Regions from separate parts of the Homo sapiens genome. Here region 1 is linked to region 2. The links are chromatin contacts, found by Hi-C or POLR2A ChIA-PET in ENCODE. All regions are on one chromosome and are shown on one strand. The core of a region is the stretch at or near the end of the contact, and the rest is flanking DNA. Distances in the headings are between cores, read along the strand shown. Region 1 overlaps XYLT1 (xylosyltransferase 1). Region 2 overlaps XYLT1 (xylosyltransferase 1).

Region 1 (3,174 bases), core at 488-2,987, 170 kb before region 2:
CAAATTATTGGATATAATGAACATCACCCCCAGGATTTTCTTATTTCTCTTTACAATAACTACCTCCCTCTTCCCCAAACCCCATCCACAGGCAAACAACTGATGAGCTTTCTCTCACTCTAGATTTGTTTACATTTTCTGAGTTTCAAACATTAGCGATTAATTGAAAAGTTCTAAAACGCTTTGCAGGCCAAAACAAACAAAAAAAGAAACAACGACAACAAAGTATAGCCCCTCATTGTCCACTCTCACCCCCAGCCCCTGGAAACTGCCATTCTTCTTTCTGTGTCTATGATTTTGACTACGCTAAGTACCTCCTATAAGTGGAATCACACAGTATTTGTCCTTTTGTAACTGGCTGGTTTCTCTTAGCATAAATAATGTCTTTGAGGTTTGTCCCTGTCACGGAATGTGTCAGAATTTCCTTCCTTTTTAAGGCTGACTAGTCCATGGTATGTGTGTATTGCATTTGGTTTATCCACGCAGATCTTCCAGGAGGGACACTAGGCTAGCTTTCCCCTTTTAGCTACTGTGAGTAATGCTGCTTTGAACACAGATATGCCAATAGCTGTTCAAGCCCCTTCTTTTCACTAGGTTGTGAACCCAGAGGAGGAATTGCTGATTATATAGCATTTGACATCTAGTTTTTCTATATTTAATTTTTTGAGAAGCCACCTTATTATCCCTCCATCTGTGAATGACACTTGCTTTTTAAATATAAGGAGTATAAGCATGTGATAACAAAATTCCCCCATGAGAAAAGGATATAAAATAGGAGACTTCTCCTTCTTTTCCAGTCTCTGTCTTTAAAGGAATCATTGCTAACAATTTCTTGTATATCCTTCCATGGGATATACAACCACTTTGCAGAGTTACTGAGAGTCAACTGCTTCGTCTGCTAAATGGGCACATCTCGCTCCAACCACCTCTTTTTATTTTTATTTATTTGTTTATTTATTTATTTAGAGACAGATTCTGGGTCTGTCGCCCAGGCTGGAGTTCAGTGGCATGATCTCAGCTCACTGCAACCTCCGCCTCCTGGGTTCAGGTGATTCTTCTGCCTCAGCCTCCCGAATAGCTGGGATTACAGGTGTGCACCACCATGCCTAGCTAATTTTTGTGTTTTTAGTAGAGATGGGGTTTCACCATGTTGGCCAGGCTGGTCTCGAACTCCCGACCTCAAGTGATCCGCCTGCCTTGGCCTCCCAAAATGCTGGGATTACAGGTGTGAGGCACTGCTCCCAGCCCTCCAACCACCTCTTAGCATTGTTGCCAGACACAAAGGAAAATGGAGACAAAAGTGCATATTTCTTCCAGAACTATCAGAGGCCAGCAGGTCTTCCTACAGAATTCAGCCTAAGCAATCTTTCAAATACAAATACAAATGATGGTCTTTGGAAAGACCAGTATTTTCAAAAGTGTCTTGAGAGTGAATGTCTGGCTCTCTGGAGGTAAGGGGTGTGTGTGTGTGTGTGTGTGTGTGTGTGTGAGAGAGAGAGAGAGAGAGAGAGAGAGAGAGAGAGATATCCTTCATTTCATAGATGTGGAGACTCAAAGCTTTCCCTGGCTTTCTGTTATTCTCTAGGATAACATGAGGCCCAGAAGACACCAAGATTCAGAATTCACAGCAGTGCCTCTGTACAGATCACTGTCCTCTACCCCCAGCTACCCCCACAACATGCCCAGTGGCCTGGCTGGGCTGGATCCTGCTCCCACCCACCACACCTTGTCTAATTTCTCTCCCGCATCCTCCGGGGGCCAGGTTCCCATTTTCATGCCATTCCAGTTTGCTGAAAAGCCCTGGGGTGTCTCTGCCCCCAGGCAGGCTGGGCTGGCCTCACAGAGGTTTTCCATCTCTTAGTCGGCCTCCCTGATTTAAAGCCGCCTGTCAGATGTTGGAGATTAAGTTAGAAATCAGCCATTTGCGCTGAGTTTTGGAGAAGCTGCTGCCAAATGGGAACTCCTGAGTCTTTTCTTCTATATATAGTCTTTAGGGTGAGCTAACTGAAGTTAGCAGGGTTTATTTTAGGAGGTGTCTCCTTGGAGCGGAGTGTGGTGGGTTGGGCTGCCTGCCCGGGGAGCATTTGAAAGATTGCTTAGGCTGACATCCTGCAGGAAGATCTGCTGGCCTCTGACAATTCTGGAAGAAATATGCACTTTTTTCCTGCCTTTTCCTTTGTTTCTGGCAGCAAAGCAAAGGAGTGGTTGAAGGGCTATGTGCCCATTTAGCAGACAAAGCTGTTGAATCTCAGTAACTTTGCAAAGTGGTTGTGATAAAGCGGAGGTAAGACAGGTCCTCTCATTCCTTGTTTTGTATCCCTTGTGGTAAAAGTTAAATTCCTTGAAATATTCTGTCTATGAAGAAATACTAAGAAAGTAGGGGATGGAGTGGGTTTTAATCTGAGCTTAGGAGAATACAGTATAAAGAGCTTGGACTTGAGAGTCATTCCTAGGTTCTAACCCCAGCTCAGCCTCTTACTGGTTCTGCAGCACTGGGCCAGTTACTTTTCTGCCTCAGTCTCAGTTTTCCTGGCTGTGAACTGGTCGTAATTTGCCTTACAGTGTTGTCGTGACGGTGAAAACATGAGTTACAAAGAGTTAAGGCCAGTGAAGTACCTGGCACCTAATACGTGCTTCATAAATGGCAGTTATTGCTTTATTTGAAGAAAAGGAAACTTTTAGCAACATATTCCTAGAAATTACCTCAATTAGAAGGAGACATCTTGCTAGAATACTAACTAGGATTTTAGGTTAAATTATGCAGTCATATATTAAAAGATCCACCTTTTGGGAAATATCCATTGACTGGTGACCTGGCAGAAGGAAACCTCAGGCTCATTTCTCTGCAAGGTCCTGGCCTCTTTGAGTAAGCCCAATAGACATAATCAAGATGACAGTGTATATTATTTAAAAGGTGATTATATTAAAGCATTTTTTGGTGAAAAAAAAAAGTCTTGGAACAAATAAATACCTATTTGGTATGGGAACTGCAGTCTCTTCCTCTTTCTCACACACACCCATGCATATTGTCCCTTCAACATTCGTGCCATTTGTTGTGTTTAATTATAGGGGAAGTGAAATCCTCTCCAAAGTTGCCTGCTAGTTAATTGCTGACGTTTCATTCTCGAACATTTATTGAGAATAAGCTCTGCCCCATGCCTAGTGGAGGAAACC
Region 2 (2,990 bases), core at 258-2,757:
CACGCCTGTAATCCCAGCACTATGGGAGGCTGAGACAGTTAGATCACCTAAGGTCAGGAGTTCGAGACCAACCCAGCCAACACGGTGAAACCCTGTCTCTATCAAAAATACAAAAAATTTAGCCAGGCGTGGTGGCAGGTGCCTATAATCCCAGCTACTCAGGAGGCTGAGGCAGAAGAATTGCTTGAACCTGGGAGGCAGATGTTGCAGTGAGCCAAGATTGCACCATTGCACTCCAGCCTAGGTGACAAGAGTGAAACTCTGTCTCAAAAAAAAAAAAAAAAAAAAAAGAAAGAAAAGAAAACCAACCTGACTCTCAAGGGAGTACAGTTCTCTATGTGGCAATGCTAACTCCTGGATCGGGTTAGAATTCCAGATGATTCAGAAATTTCCAGAAATATCCAGAAATTTCATCTCCCTCATTTGGGTTTTTCCAAAATAGGGGTTTTGGAGTCTGGCACACCCAAGTGGTGGTTTCCATTCTCGCACCAACTGCTAACATGGCACCTGCCTCCTGAGACCTTGGGACAATTAAATAATGAGATCACATTTGACTGGTGCTTAGGCCATAATGAGTGTTTGTTTATTTCTGATTTATTTATTTTTAGAGACAGGGTCTCACTCTGTCACCCAGGCCAGAGTGCAGTGACACCATCGTAGCTCACTGCAGCCTCGAACTCCTGGACTCAAGCAGTCCTTCTGCCTCAGCCTCCAGGGTAGCTGGAATTACAGACGCAAGCCACCATGAGAAGTATTTGACGCAAGCATGATAAGTATTTGACATGCATCTGATAGCGTTACTAGTCTTTGAGATTCTACAGGACCAAGGAAAGAAATTGACTTGCCCAGGCCCCCGTGGCTGGTTCACAGCAGAAGCAGGAATTTGAATCCACCTCGTTGCTCTTTATCCAGTATGCTTGTCGCCACACAGCACCGCCTTTTCTAAACCCATCGAGAGCAGGGGATTCTTTCTGGGCACCAGACAGCTCCCAAGTTTAATCACCAGAAAACCTCTTTTAAAATTTCCCACTAGGATAAAGGCATCTCCCACCCAGATCTAACAAAGAACCTTGAGCGTGCAGGTTTTCTCCCCCAGTAAGACGAATCCCGCTCCTCTGCAACGCGCCTGCTGCCGCTGTGAAACTTTTCCTCATCTGTGATCATGAATCACCCTGGAACCCAGCGGGGTCAGAGATGGACCTCTCTTCCCACTTTGTAAATGAAGAACTGACAATCAGAGAGGGGCGGTGTCTTTCCTAAATCCACACAGTGCAAGGTTGCATTCTACACCCCAGCTCTGAATCCCAGTCACACCTTCCCAGGCAGCATAGAAGCTGGGCTCCAGCTGGGAGCTTCCTAACCCAAGCCTCATTTGCATACAACCTTGTTTCCATGTCTCTGTGTTCCCAAGACCCAACTAACCCTCTTAGTTGGAAGTAAGTCAGAAAGTGCCCCTTGCAGCAGCCGGAAGCAGCCCTTTCAGAGTATAAATAGAATCGAGGGCTTTGTTGGTAGAGTAACTATTCCAGTCAAGCAGCTCCTTCACATTTGTTATTAATTGTGGTCTGGGCATACGCTGCAGAGGGAAATTCCGGTTGTAGATGTTTATTTACAAGCAGCAGGCTCTAGAGTACACACAGCCCTGGGAGTCAGTGCAGCTTTGAGGTAGAACTCTGGAGCTGGGCCTGTTGGTTAAATCCTGATCATCGTGGATGAGCAGCCACATAGAAATGATGGCTATGACAGTATAATTTATTGAGGATTTGCTAGATGCCAGGCACTGTGCTCTCTCTTCTGGATGTGAATGTCCATGTGGGGTGGATTCTGTGATTATACATACCCATTTTACAGATCAGAATACTAAGGCTTGGAGAGATTGCATAAAAGGTCCAAGGTCATTCACATCTGCCTGACCACAGGTCATGTTCTAAACCCCTGCACCTTGCTTTCTCCTCCCAAATCATTATTGCAGGACACTGCTAACATGATCTTTGCCAGCACCACAACAGTGGAACAGCATGTTGACCCTTGCAAAGCACCTTCATCTCTGCTATGTCTTTGGAGCCCAAGGATTACATAGTCCTCGTTTGACCCACAATGCTGCTAAGAAATAGGGAATTTGAGTAACAGAACTAACACAGCACAGCTATCTACTGGGGGAGCTCTCCGGGACCCCCCATCATCCTCAGCCTTCACACCTGCACTGCAAAAATATACTTGATATTCTCTCTCGATAAACCTGGCTTGTTAACATTCATCTGAAGTCAGCTTCTCCTGCTGCCTCTAATCACTCTGATTTTTCCACTTATTTTCTGTTTTGTGCCATGGGAATCTGATTACATTGTTAAATTCTTTTTTTTTTTTTTTTTTTTTTTTGGAGCTGGGCACTGTTTGGGTTTTGGTCTTTCAAAGAGTTCCGTGTTCATAAAGACCCACATAGCTCTGACCACATGTCATTGTTATATCTGTCCTGCAGCTGAAAGCTGACACATTTCCTCTAGGGACGGATTTTCCTCTTTTTGAAATGAGGACAGTTTGATTGAGCATGGTGACCATGACAGGGCTCTGGGATCACAGACTCACTCCATTCTCAGCTCAGCTACTTTATAACTGGGACCTCTCCAAGCCTCAGCTTCCTTGTGCCTACAATAGAAAGATAATAGCTCTGTTTTCATAGCAGTTTTGATAGAAATGAATAAAATCATGCACAGAAATTGCTTAACACATAGTAGGCACTCAGTAAATGGTTGATCTTTCTCCTGACTCGCTGTCTTCCCCCTCTGCCCCCCATCCCCATCCGCATCTCTATTTCTCCTTCTCTGCATGTCTCCTTTCTTTAGATATTTTTGTTCCTTCCCACCCACCCCTTCCCCAGAATAGCTGTACTCAGAAGAGCTCTGGGTTTTTTGTTCCCCATTCTCTTTGCAGCTCCCCAGACTAACTGTCTGACCCAAAGATGACTTTATATTTAAGCCAAGGGAGCTCTCTTG

What was found. A loop is a pair of places that touch in the nucleus more often than their neighbours do. ChIA-PET counts read pairs that join two places held with the same protein, here RNA polymerase II (POLR2A). Pooled maps may share reads with other maps.
Region 1: a loop to region 2 is called in a pooled map, with 2.5 times the contacts of the local background. The contact joins two enhancer-like sites. A Hi-C loop is called at or near these places in 5 of 168 maps with a recorded cell type or tissue (CD4-positive, alpha-beta T cell, Calu3, cardiac septum and 2 more) and 9 of 50 pooled maps. POLR2A ChIA-PET finds 5 or more read pairs at or near these places in 3 of 52 experiments (AG04450, activated T-cell and activated naive CD8-positive, alpha-beta T cell).

Annotation. Positions count from the first base shown.
Region 1 is chr16:17,378,079-17,381,252 of GRCh38, reverse strand. All of the region lies in intron 1 of XYLT1 (xylosyltransferase 1), which reads left to right. Among named protein-coding and RNA genes, the nearest start is that of XYLT1, 91 kb to the left of the region's middle. Within about 2 kb of position 1,737, at least 16 of the 41 ENCODE cell types and tissues checked have a DNase peak (open chromatin) inside an H3K27ac peak, as active enhancers do.
Region 2 is chr16:17,204,353-17,207,342 of GRCh38, reverse strand. The region is part of intron 3 of XYLT1 (xylosyltransferase 1); the gene reads left to right. Among named protein-coding and RNA genes, the nearest start is that of XYLT1, 270 kb to the left of the region's middle. Within about 2 kb of position 1,507, at least 4 of the 41 ENCODE cell types and tissues checked have a DNase peak (open chromatin) inside an H3K27ac peak, as active enhancers do.